2 separate regions of the Mus musculus genome follow, and region 2 is linked to region 1. Evidence: chromatin contacts called from ENCODE Hi-C or POLR2A ChIA-PET data. All regions are on one chromosome and are shown on one strand. Each heading gives the region's core, a stretch centred on a gene start or an enhancer-like site at or near the end of the contact. The rest is flanking DNA. Distances are from core to core; before and after follow the strand shown.

Region 1 (6,200 bases), core at 3,551-6,050:
TTGAAAAGAAAGAGAAGAAACCAGAACTAGACAGGATGGATGGGAAGGAAATGACATTTTTTTTAAAAAAGGGACCTGGCAGGCATGTTTAGCAAAAAGTAAGGTTTAGCTGGAAATAAGGAAAGCAAAGTGTTATAGAGGGTGTATCCAGAAAAAGACTGTTTTAATGTGTTCTAAGTTCCATTGGAACTGGAATTGTAGAGTTTGGCTTCCAGATAGCTGGCAAGTCCCCAAATCTCCAGAATACTGATGGCTAAGCAGACCCTCTCAAACCCCACCCCCCTCTCTGCCAGTGGCTATATCAACACAATGAGCTAAGGACTATTTAATGAAACCATAAACTAAAAGTACAGTTTACCACGGAATCTTCAACCACAGTGACTCCTGCCACCAGCAAGAGAAACATAAGCCCGCGAAGCAGTAGTTGCTTCACAGCAGAAGAATGTGAATGCTGTTAAAAATGGCCTTCGCAGCCCATCAAATTCATGGGTATTAAAGGAGCACAGTTGGAAAATTGCACAGAGAAATCCAGGCTTGGTATTGGGCTGCTTCCTAGGACTCAGTCATACAGTAAGAGTCCTCTATAATGTGCCAGTTCCAGGCTGGGAGATGGGGCCTGGGTAAAGTCAAGCTACCAAACCTTAGTGATCAGAGTTCAATCTCCAGGACTCACATGGTGGAAAAAGAAAGCCAATTCCCTAAATTGTTCTCTGACCTTCACATGTATGCAGTGGGGCATGCATGTGCGTGCACACCCACCCACCCAAATTATCATATATAGTAAAACATTTCAAATATGCCAATTATAGATGTAGCAACAAGGAGGAGGGCAGGGGGGTTGTAAAGTAACTCTATCCTTAACATATATTTCTTAAGGGCATGGGATAATGAAACAAGAAAACTAGGAACTTCTCAGATCAAAGATGTTGGAGGATTTGCTTTCTCTAAAGATAATCCTAGAAAATCAGCTACTTTGTTCCCTAAGAGACATCAACAGCCAGAGGCAGCTGGAAAAAATAAAAGGCCAGGAAGTTACTTGAAAGCAGATTCATGGTGCAACTATGTAAACATTAGCTGCCTCTGGCTCGGTCCTTCCCCATTCTCTTGGCTAGCAGCTAAACAGCAACTGTCCTGTATCTATGACATTTAAGAGACTCTCTGGAAGTTTCTTTAAAAAAAAAAAAAAAAAGCTGGGCTGGTGGATGGCCCAGAGAGTAACAACACTCACTATGTAAGGCTCCTAGCCTAAAGTCAACCCCTGGAACCCACGCAAAGGTGAATGAAAGAGCCAACTCCACAAAGTTGTCCTCAAACTTCCACACATTCACTGTGGCCCACAGGTATGTGCACATGCATACACACACACCCACATTCACACACAGACACACACATCATGCACATACATACATATACAATAATAACAAATAAAAGTTATATAGCATTTGAAATGTAAATGAAGAAAATACCTAATTAAAAAATAAATAAAGTAAAAATCATTTTTTAAAAAAGTTATTTTTTTAGCCAACAACCCATAAAATCATACACTACTTTAAGTCTGACTTTTAAAACTTTGCAGTTTTCTTTTCTCTTTTTTCCCCACCCTGCTCCAGTGCTGGGGGTCAAACTCAGATTCAGAGCATGCTAGGCTCTACTGCTGAGCTGCAGTCAAGAGCCCACGGCATTTTAAAGGTGGGTTCCACTGAGAATCTATCACATGCTGGTAAGTAGTGTGTTACTCATGCTACTACTGTTTGTTTTCCTTTGTTCTTTTTTTTGGTTTGTAATAGAGGGTCTCACTGTGTAGCCCAGGCTGACCTCAAACCTCCCAAGGGCTGCAACACAGGTAAGTACTACTAACCCTGGCCACAGCACCAGTGTTACTATGACAATAATGATAGCCATTATTTCCTGAGACCCAACAGTCCTTAATTATAATGACCTCATGAGGAAGACACTTGGTCTATATCTACCTGCTTTTCTTATACCAATTTTTGACCAGGTAATTTGCTTTTCTAGAATCTTCTCTTTGATCCAGAGGTGTGTCAAAGATTTTCTCCAGTCTGGACCCTGAATCCCATCACTAATTAATGGCAGTGCTGGGACTGAATGAAAGGCAGTTGGTCCCCACTGTCTAATGCCCCCTTTCCCATCGCCACAGCCCATGAGGACAATCTAGGGAAAAGGCCACTGACTTTGTTAAATGTGACGATCAATGTCTTTGGTTTGCAGCCAATCTGCGCAACTGAAGCAGAAATGTATCCAGATGAGCAGCAGTGGAGCCATGATAAAAATTTCCATGGGAAAAGTGCGGCACTAAGATCCGATGGGGTCCTAAGCTGCACTGTGGCCACAGAAACCAAGCAGTCCTCATTGGACGCAGATCTCAGAGAGCCCTGCTATAAACCTTCTCAACTGTGATGGGCACTTCCCAGTGAGCTAAAACATGGAAGTGCTGTTGTCAGTGTTCCTGGAAATCCATGTGCACGGGGGGGGGGGGGGGGGAGGGGGGGGGTCCTACAACCCAGGTAAGGACAGCAGGAGCCCTGACTTGAGCGAGAATGGTCAGGAGCTCCGTGCAATCTACAGCTACAGAGTTGGGGGCTGCTGGGGTCTGGCTGACTGCCCTCCTTCAATTATGTTACACACAAACCATTCCATAAGCTCAGAAAACCTACAGGCCTGGCTGGTAGATATTCAGGGGTCTGCTCGTGTCCCTGCCTCCCAACCCAGTGTTCCCTGCAAAGTCATCAGGCTGGCTTGGGGAATGGAAGGCAAAATACACCCAAAGGACGAAAGGCTGAGGGGAAATCAACCTATTCCAGCAGGCGGTGGCCAACATTTAGAACTACCTAAGGTGGTTACCACAATAGAGATGGTAAACACCCAACCCACTTGTCTGTTCACTGCAATAGCTAGTTCCATTCAGATCCAAATCCCCATCTCACTAGGTGCCAAGGACGGCTAGCCTAATATGCTGATCAAGAAGATTCAGGCCACTTTCAACATGGTTGGAGGCCATTTTAGGAAACAGAGCAGGGTGCCATGCAAAGTGTTGGCCCCTGGAAGATGAGGAACCAAAGTTTGGCTCTCATCTGCCAAACTTTTTGGGACTTCGGCTATTCTCACAGGAAACTGAGGTCGGGCTGCTAAATGATTGACCACGGTCCACCTACTGTTGAGTGGCAGAGAATCTGAACCTTGGTCTCCAAAACCCACTGGGTGTAGGTGAATAGGGTTGCTGTGAACACCCTCATGCCCTCCCTTCTGACCACTCACTATGGCATGGTCTTAGGACTTACTTTAGTCCTCCTTCGCTGCCCCACAACACATTTAAGGGAGCCAGACAGATTGCCAGCAGAGCTCAAGATTCTTTTCCGCATGACTAGCGTCCTGACTGTTTCTTGGGGAAGATGGTACAGGCTCAATGCCCAAGGGACACGTTGGAACTTGAAGCTGTCTGCAGCTGCCCCAGCCTCTGCAAACCCATTGCGCTGAGACACCCGAGTGGCCCCAACCTCAGCTCAGCTCCAACAGGGGACAGCCAGCTGCGACACAGTGGCTCCTGCTCCTTAGGAAGAATTCCACCAAACCTCCCTTGCTGGACAGGGATGCATTCAGACTTTCGGCAGGCAGACAGAACCGGCTGAGAGTAAGAATCACCCAGCGCTGCACTCAGGGCACTCCACGTCTGCTGTCAGGCCTTTTTTCCAGCTCTGCACAAAGCCAAGTCTTTGGCCAGTGCTGCAACCATCGCTAGAAATATCCCCCCCACCCCACCCCCGCCAAGCCCCCGGCCCACTCCCTTTCTCATTCTCGCACTTTCAGAGCCAGGCGCCCTCAGGGTGCACCCACCTCCTCCACGGCACTGCGCAGTTTGTGCTGAGTGTCTTCCATCAGCTCCTCCACCTCTCGAAACATCTCATTGAGCGTAGCTTCCTCCTGAGGGTAGTTGAGAGCTGGGCCCGGCTCCGCCGGAGTCCAAGTGACCGTCGGGGAAGGAGCAGGAGCAGTGGGGACCGCCGCCGCCAGCAGTGTACACAGCAAAATACCCCCGAGCCGCTGCATGTTTGTTCCGCGCTGGCCGCCGCCTGTGTGTCCCGGAAAGCTATCAAAGACTGCAGGACCACCCCTCTTGCCCGTCCCGCCCCGCCCCGCTGCTCTGCCCGCCCCCAGATGGAGCGATACCCAGCCCCCTCCCAGACTCAATCCCTGCTGGAAACAGTGGTGACCACTACTCCTCTCCAGCCTGGGTGCCCTCTGCACTCTAAGCCCCCAAACCCCGTTCTAGTACCCAGGAAGAGCTCCACTTGACACGCTTATGGAAACCCCAGCTCCGGAACCAAGGAACTCAAGTCTTCTACTCTTAATAGCAGACCACTTGCCCGAATCAGGAGACATTATCTGGACTACGGGTTCGAGTCCCGTCCCTTCCTTTACTATTTCCCCATCAATTCTATTACTGGGATCTCTTGGACCCTGACACAGGCTCAAGCCTCTCCTAGCCCCAAGCAGAGATCAGCAGAGCCCTCCTCCCAGTTCATCCTCCTCCCATCGCGATGCAAATGCATGGAGCCCCCCATCTCTAACTAAGGGAGACCCAGCTGGGCTATCTCCACGACGATGACCACCGCTCACCCAATTCGAATGAACAAAGCTGAGCTGCAAGCTGGATCTGGTCACGACCGGTAGCTGGGCTGCCACAGAGCAGCTGGAGAGGCACTGTGTGCGGCTAGGATGCAAAAGCGCCTGTATCCAGAAAGCCTGCAGCCTGCGCCCCCCCAGTCCACCACGCCTCCGCCCGGCGGGAGGGGCGGTCGCACAGCCAATCGCTCTCCAGGCCGTCTGCGACCTCAGCTCACTCCAGCCTCTAAATCCTGGGAGGGCCAGTCTGCAGGAATCTATCCTCTTCCTGGCAGCCCCCTACCTCCGCGATAGCCCAGGCTTCTACTACATTTTACAGCCTTCTTGAGTCTCACCTTGCTAGCTCTAAGCCTGCCTCTGCCTTGGACGCAGTCCTAAGGGATGGAATCCCAGCCCCTCAGCCATTACAAGGTAGTCTAGACAGTACCCAGCCAGGAAAATCCACTTTTGGCCATGAGAATGGGTCAACAGAATGTCAGCAAGTCCCTAGACAGGCGACATAGCAAAGTAGCTAGGATGGACACCAACAGTCCCAGTACTGCCAAACTAGTATGGTCTGTAACGTAGCTTGATGTATGCTGCAGGCTACAGCTGTACATGTAATTCCTACTTAATACGCACGATTCATGAAGAGGGGTCAGGGCTTGAAAATGGGCTGTGTACCTGAGATAGCAACCTGGTCTATTGACAGTTATCTCTTCAGTGCCTAGAAAAGGGGTACTAAAAAATTAAATTAAATTAAAAATTTTTTTAAAAAGTGTTTCCGAAAACCCTTCTCCCACTTCTTTATCTATCCTGATTCTTCCTCATCAGTTTCCCTGACATCTCTCTCTCCCCTCCCCTCCCCTCCCCTCCCCTCCCCTCCCCTCCCCTCCCCCCTCTCCGCATCTCCTGATCTTTTTCTCATTTCTTCCCTGTGCTGGCTAATTTTTTGTCAACTTGACACAAACTAGAGCCACGTGGGGAAAAAACACCTCAGCTGAGAAACTGCCTCCATTGGTTTGGTCTGTCCGTTGCAGCATTTTCTTAACTGCTAATTGATGTAGGCGATCCCAGCCACTAGGGGTGATACCACCAACAGGCAGTTGAGCCAAGGCTGTGTAAGAAAAGTGGCTGAGCAAGCCAGAAGAGCAAAAGACAGTGACCTTCCTCCATTGGCTCTACCTCACGTCCTGAGCTCCAGGCCTGGCTTCCTTGATGCTGGAGTATAAACCTGTAAGACGCAATGAACCCTTTCCTCCCTGAGTGGCTTTTAATCATGATCTTTATCACAGCAACAGAAAGCCAAACTGGAACATGCCTCATCTGTCCTCTGGGGTAGCTAGCACAGGTCACAGACTCACTGGAGTCTCTTCACCAGCCCCTCCCCTGCCACCCACGAGGAACCAGGAGCTTGGTTGTATCTGCAGGGCTCCAGGCCTACACACCTGATCCCTGAGAAACGAAGTGGGGTGGGGTGGTTAGAGCAATAGCTGCTGGTACAGCACTACGGTGACGTGGATAGTGACAAGCATTATCCATTTATTTATTTATTTATTTATTTAGTTAGTTAGTTAGTT
Region 2 (6,235 bases), core at 3,613-6,112, 45 kb after region 1:
GATGTGTGAGTCAGTGGATGAGTGAGTGAATGAATATAGAGCCCGGTGTTAGTTTTGCAGTGAGGCTGAAGTACACTTTTAGCTCTGGAAGTCATGAAGGATACCCAACACTTGTGCCTTCAACTATGGCAGCTTCTCAAGGAGACAATTCTAATCCCCTGGAAGTTTTGACTGCCTGTGACATCTTGTCAGAGAATGCAGCACCATTAACAAAGCCCAGCCAGCTACTGCAGAAGCTTAGCGAGGAACCACCCACTACCACTCCTCGAACATACAAACCATCATCACCAGGGCAACCACAGGACAGCAGCATGTTACCTAGTAACAATGTCTCCCTTCTCTCCCATCACTCTTCCTTCTGGTGCCAGGTTCTCTGGAGACCTTGCTGTCTTTTAAGGTAGCTGTGGGTGGGATAATGGGGTTTCGGGGGGGGGGCACCTCTACTCTTAAACTTAGTGCATTTGCCATTTTATAACACCATTTTGTTTTGTTTTTTGTTTGTTTGTTTGTTTTTTTTGATGCTAATAAGGAGTGGCCACAGTTAAGACCAGGCACTGAATCCCTTGCCTGAATTCTTTTAAGGAGTTGTGGGAACAGGATGAAAGGGAGGTTCAGAGGGCCTCTAAAAAGTCCAGAGTTTAAAATCTTGTTAGAGATTAATGTCCATATATCTTTGGAAGATTGTCAGTTATTTCTGTTTGGTTTCAGACCCTGGGATAAGGGACTGAGGTGCATATATTACACATTAAAGCAGACCTGACCTCCAGGTTTTCCCAGCATCCCTCAGTCCCTATCTGGCATGCCCTGCCCCCAACTCTGAACTTTCTAGCCCAGGGATGGGCTGCCCTTCCCCTAGAGGTTCTTCCCTAGATAATCCAGACATTTTGGTCTCTTCTTTCCTGACCCAAGAGTGCCCTTTCTCTCTCTCTCTTTCCCCACATCCATGGTGACTCCCCTGGCCTCAATCCTTGGAGCCAGTGAATTCACCAGAGAGCAGCTTCCCAATAAGTCTGCCTATATACAACCCATCTGGCTTGAATTGGCTCATTTCATCAGCAAAGAATTAATCTAGCACCTAGTACCAGAAGCAGATTACATGATGGGGTCTCTAAAGAGAGAGACCAGAGTCTACAAAGCAGAAGCTTGGAATCTTCTCAGACCTGAGTGTGGGGTAAATTTCACAGTGTAAGCCTGCAGCATGGCTCTCTTATTTCCAAGCAGGAGGCAGGGAAGGGGTCAGGGAATAGGGCAAGGAGTAGGATATATGGCCACTAATACCTGCTTCATATAGAAACTCACTTCCCTGGTGAGAGTCTGCTGGTTGGAGAGCCACAGAGCAGTCTCAGTAGGAGGCCTGCTTGTGTCTGAGAGAAACAAAGAAAAGAAGAGAAGAGAAAAGAAAAGGCTGTGGTCTCAGCTAGATTCCAGCTTCACATTTTCACATTCTTACCTCTCTGATGTTGGGTGGGCTTAGTCAATTCTGTCAGGGAGAAGAGAGTCAAAATTTGGCTCCTCACAGTGTAATAATTCTAGGCCACAGCTCCTCTCAAAGTGACCTTCCCCTGACTCCCAGTAACTGTTTCTTCCCTCAGCCCCTCTTGCCTCATCATCTTTATGCAGACAGTTCTATACTGCGTGGTCAGCCCTCAGTAAACAGTTCTTCACGAATGCTCTCCAAGCTAGCCAAGATGAGCCCTGTTGCTTTGTGCTGGGTCCCTCAGTGACTCAGCTCCCCTAATCAAACCCTTCTGTGATGAAGCCCATGCTAAAGATCTTGGGAAGGAGGTCTCTCATCGTGCAGCCCCATCTGGCCTCGCCTCCACCCCCACCCCCACCCCCACCCCAGGCTTGCCACTGGCCAAGGCTCACTGTAGAACTGACTCCTCCCGAGCCACTTGCCCTTGTTCTCAGCAATTCCCATTCCTCACACTCTTCCTTGGTCTGTGTCCCACTCTCCCTTCCTCAGCCTCACAGGGCCATGTTTTAAGACTTCATATAGAGATGCTAATGGTCTTGTCTAGTACAGGGTCCACAGACTGGTACTTACCCGGTAAATACAGGACAAATGAGCAATCCCTTGTAGAGGTCTGTTGAGCAAGAATTTCTGAGAGCCTGGCACTTTCCTTCAAGGTCCAGTGTCACTCAGAGGTGTGTTTAGATGTGGCTGAATACCTTTTATTTTATTTTTCTTTTTAAAATTTATTTTATTTTATCTTGAGGCAAGGTCTCTGTGGCAGTTTGAATGAGAAATGTCCCCATAGGCTTGGGTGTTCGAACACTTTGGTATCCAGTTGGTGATGCTATTTGGAGAGGTCTTGGAAGTGTAGCCTTGCTGGAGGAACTATCTCAGGCAGGCTCTGAGAGTTTACACCCTTCTCCACTTCTGGTTAGTTCTCTCTGCTTTGCTCCTACAGTCGAGGATGTAAGCGTCCTGACCATTGTGTCTGCTGCTACAATTCCCCGCCATGATGGACTCTTCTCTTTCTGGAGCTATAAGTTCAAGTAAACGTTCCCTTCTGTAAGTTGCCTTGGTATTTTATCACCACAACAGAAAAGTAACTACTACAGTCTTTTTTTTTTTTAAAGAAATATTTATTTACATTTATTTTATCTATAGGAGTATACTGTAGCTGTCTTCAGACACACCAGAGGAGGGCATCAGACCCCATAACAGATGGTTGTGAGCCACCATGTGGTTGCTGGGAATTGAACTTAGGACCTCTGGAAGAGCAGTCAGTGCTCTTAACCTCTGAGCCATCTCTCCAGCCTCTACTACAGTACTTTTATGTGGCCCTGGCTGACTTGGAACCTCCCAGGTAGAAGAAAGCAGCCTTGAACTTGCAGCAGTCCTCTAGCCTCTGCCTCCTGAGGGCTGGTATTATGGGCTTTCACTGACACTTCCATGCCCATCTGTACATTTAAGTGAAAGGCTTTGATGCTAATGCCACCCTCAGGCTTGTCGTTTTCTGTCTTGGGTTTTGGGATGAACAGAAGAGCTAGAGCCAGTTTCTGAGCTCTGAGTTATGCAATCGTGATCAAAGCTAAGGCAGGAGCACAGGCATGGTCCCCATCAGCAGCTTTGATGACTCCTGGGTGAGTCACTGTTGGAAAAACAGAGCGGGAGATAGTCTATGTAATCAAGAAGAAATCCTTTCCCATGGGGCATTCTCCCTGGTAAATGATTGTCTGCCAGGAGCCTTTGCGATCCTTTGCCCAGCTGCAGAGCTGATGGGGGCTGGGGATTGTCTGGAGAGTCACCTGAGGGGATGGGCTAGCAGTCTTGGGGATACTTCTCAGGGCCCCCCCTGTTCAAGAGGAACAGCTGGCCGGCCGAGTTATCTCTACCATCCTTCTTTGCTCTTATGTTGGGTAGCTGAAAAAGAAGTTTGTAGAAGAAACTCAGCCCTACTGCCTGGTGGGTGTCTGTGGGAGAGGAGCTGGGGGGGGGGTTGATGTTTTTCTTTTAAGAGGGAGAGAAGGGAGGAGGAAGACGGAAGAGGAGAAGGGGAGGAAGGAGGAAGAGAAAGAGGAGCTTAGCTGAAGGTAATCTTTTTCAGATGCTCTTTGTTTCAAGACCTACAACTGTAGCCCTAAGGAGAGAGAGTTTGTGCTGGGTGCTCACACCCCTTCTCCCCAATATCCCATTCCCCTGGGACTTGGTCTCCTGGTCCTCAGCCCTGGCAGAGGCAAGCTTATCTTTGACTAAGCCTGACTCAGCCACCCCTGATGGCGTCTTCTGGGCTATTGCCCTTCCCAGGATGTAATCGTGTATGCTCTGTGGGCAGACGGTCTGTAACAAATTTCTTAGGATGGAAACCAAATGACTATAAAAATAGTTGGGCCAGATTGCTGGAATGCACCACGGCTCAGGAGTAGCCCGGGGATGTCTGAGCCCAAGCTAGTGGCTGGCAAATGAGGCTCATACCCACTTTCTTCCATCCTGTCTACCTCAAGGTACCCATTGCATGTCAGCTCCAAATGGGAACAGAGGATGATGCGAGCTCGGGCACCTTCTTAGAGGCTCGCTTTTAGTATGCATTTCCAGAAAGCTTCCTGGTACAGATCAGATACTCCCTGACTTACCTGGCCCACCCGAGGTTGGCATCAGAAGCCAAAGTTCCAAGGGAGACAGCGTGGAATGAGCCATCTCCACAGCTCCCAGAAGCTTTGTTCAAGGGACAAGTCCCCTTTTGGGGTGACTGGGGAGTGGTAAAGCCAATTTCGAATGAGTTTAGTCTCTAGAATGCTGGCCACCTGAAGATGTGGTTTTCAACTAGAACGTTCCCCTTTCCTGTCCCTCCTTTGTCCCTGGAGGACTCAGGTTGGAAGCCCTGCTCTCCCCTCCTTCACCAGGGATTGCTAAAGGTGGGTCAAACAGTCAAGGAGGCCAGAAGATGTTGGTGGCTGTGATGGGTAATACTGATGGTCAGCTTTCCAGAACATAGAATTGAAGAGACAACCCCCTGGGTGTGTCGTCTGTAAGGGGCTTTTCTAGATACAGTTAACTGAGGTGGGAAGGCCCCGCCCTGATGTCAGATGGCACCAATCCTACTGCACAAAAAGGGGAAAGCTAGCTGAACCCCAGCTATTCATCTCTCTTTGTTTCCTAACTGCAGATGCAACATGCTGGACCAGCTGGCTCACCCTATCATGATGGAGTGAGCCAAAATGAAAATAAACGGGCCCATCTTTCAAGTTGTTTTTGTCAAGCATTTTGTCACAGCCAAAGCAACACAGTGGCCTTATGGAGAGTCTTGGCAATGGATACCTTGACACCTGGTCCAAGGTATTCATTCCAGGCCAGAGACAGCAGGAGCAACGACACAGGAAAGCAAAAGGGCTTGGAGGTGGAGCTTTGTCAAACCCTGGCCCAGTCTCCTCTTCCTCCCTGGGTGCAGGAGCTGCTCATGCGCCTGTGAGCACAAAAGTCAGCGAGGCAGGGAGTTCCCATCAAATGCAACTGGTTAGATCCTGGGACCAGCCATGCATGGGAAGGTCTGAGTATGAAGGCGTTTGCTTGCTTGTTTGTTTGTTTGTTTGTTTGTTTGTTTGTTTGTTTTGCACAAACTAAATTAAAGGCAAGGATGGGACATGTGCGAAGGATCCTGAGCACTGCTGCAGCAGGAAGCCTCCGTTTGTGAGGCAGTGAAATCACCGTATATGGCCTGAGAGGAAATCCTCAGCAAAGATGCAAATAGGTCACCAAGTAATAGCAAAACTATGCAGCTGACTGGAGATGCTGTGCAGCCTCTGCAGCTGAGCAAACTCCAGGACCAAGAGGGCCACAGAGGATGGGGCACAGGAGACTCTCCCTTGTGCCGCTGCCCCCCCCCAGCCAGTGTCTAGCCCCCTCGTCCTATCTCCCCATTGGGATCTGTCCCTAGTCTCTCCAGAGTCCCCTTGTTCCAAGTGGCTGAGATCAGGCAGGGACAGGAGTTTGTTGGACTCTTGCTGGTGACTAATGCAGTACTTGAACAGGAAACAGACTGCAAAAGACTTAGGAGACACTATAATTAGCTCATGTCCTAAAAACACTCACTTGGGAAGAAATGGAATTAACACACTGGGAGGAGGAGGAGATACAGCTCCCAAGCAAGCTGAGGCATCATCCAGGAAGTGAGCCTTCCTCCTAGGCAGCTGCCACACTGAGTGTACCCAGCTCTGCTCCCGGAGCCGACCACCAAGCAAGCCCTGCTTACTGCCAATAAGATTGTCTGTGGTTCTGGATAAGCCAGATTCACAGGGACGTGATATACTAGGATATGCATGAAGGACTGAGATTCGGAGTTCAAGAGGGTGAAGGCTCTTGCTTTGGGCTATTACGGATTGTATGTAAACATTTTCTCATAGGCTCATGTGCTGGAGCACCTGGTCTCCAGCTGGTGGCTCTGTTTTGGGAGACTGTGGAGCCCATAGGGGCCATGGTCTAGAAGGAGGAAGTGGATCTTTAGTGGCTTTCCATATCCTTTTCCAGTAGATTCCTTCTCAACTTCATGTCTTTGGTCATAACCTACTAAGTATAGTGAGTTATGTATAGTGGGGCCACATCCTTAAGGAAGATTGATTCACATTACTGTGACAAAATATCTGGGGGGGGGAGGGACAACTTAAGTGGGGGGTGGGTGTTTTGGCTCACAGTTTGAGGATATATAGTCCATCACCACGGGAAACCATACATCTGGCCCATGGTCACAGGAACACCTGGCAGCCTCTTTGTACCTTGTATCACTAACTG

The links. Hi-C counts contacts between places; a loop is a spot of excess contacts on that map. ChIA-PET counts read pairs that join two places held with the same protein, here RNA polymerase II (POLR2A).
Region 2: POLR2A ChIA-PET joins it to region 1 with 30 read pairs in Patski. The contact joins the enhancer-like site here to the promoter of Dkk3 in region 1. A Hi-C loop is called at or near these places in 1 of 37 maps with a recorded cell type or tissue (left cerebral cortex). POLR2A ChIA-PET finds 5 or more read pairs at or near these places in 1 of 5 experiments (Patski).

What each region holds. Positions count from the first base shown.
Region 1 is chr7:112,154,331-112,160,530 of GRCm38, forward strand. Dkk3 (dickkopf WNT signaling pathway inhibitor 3) reads right to left here and starts at 4,801. Exons shown (of 8, transcript NM_015814.3): 1 at 4,636-4,801; 2 at 3,853-4,088. The coding sequence starts at 4,065.
Region 2 is chr7:112,199,274-112,205,508 of GRCm38, forward strand. Gm39070 (a long non-coding RNA gene) reads left to right here and starts at 332. Exons shown (of 3, transcript XR_001778349.2): 1 at 332-397; 2 at 2,415-2,518; 3 at 4,617-4,719. Within about 2 kb of position 4,863, at least 1 of the 3 ENCODE cell types and tissues checked has a DNase peak (open chromatin) inside an H3K27ac peak, as active enhancers do.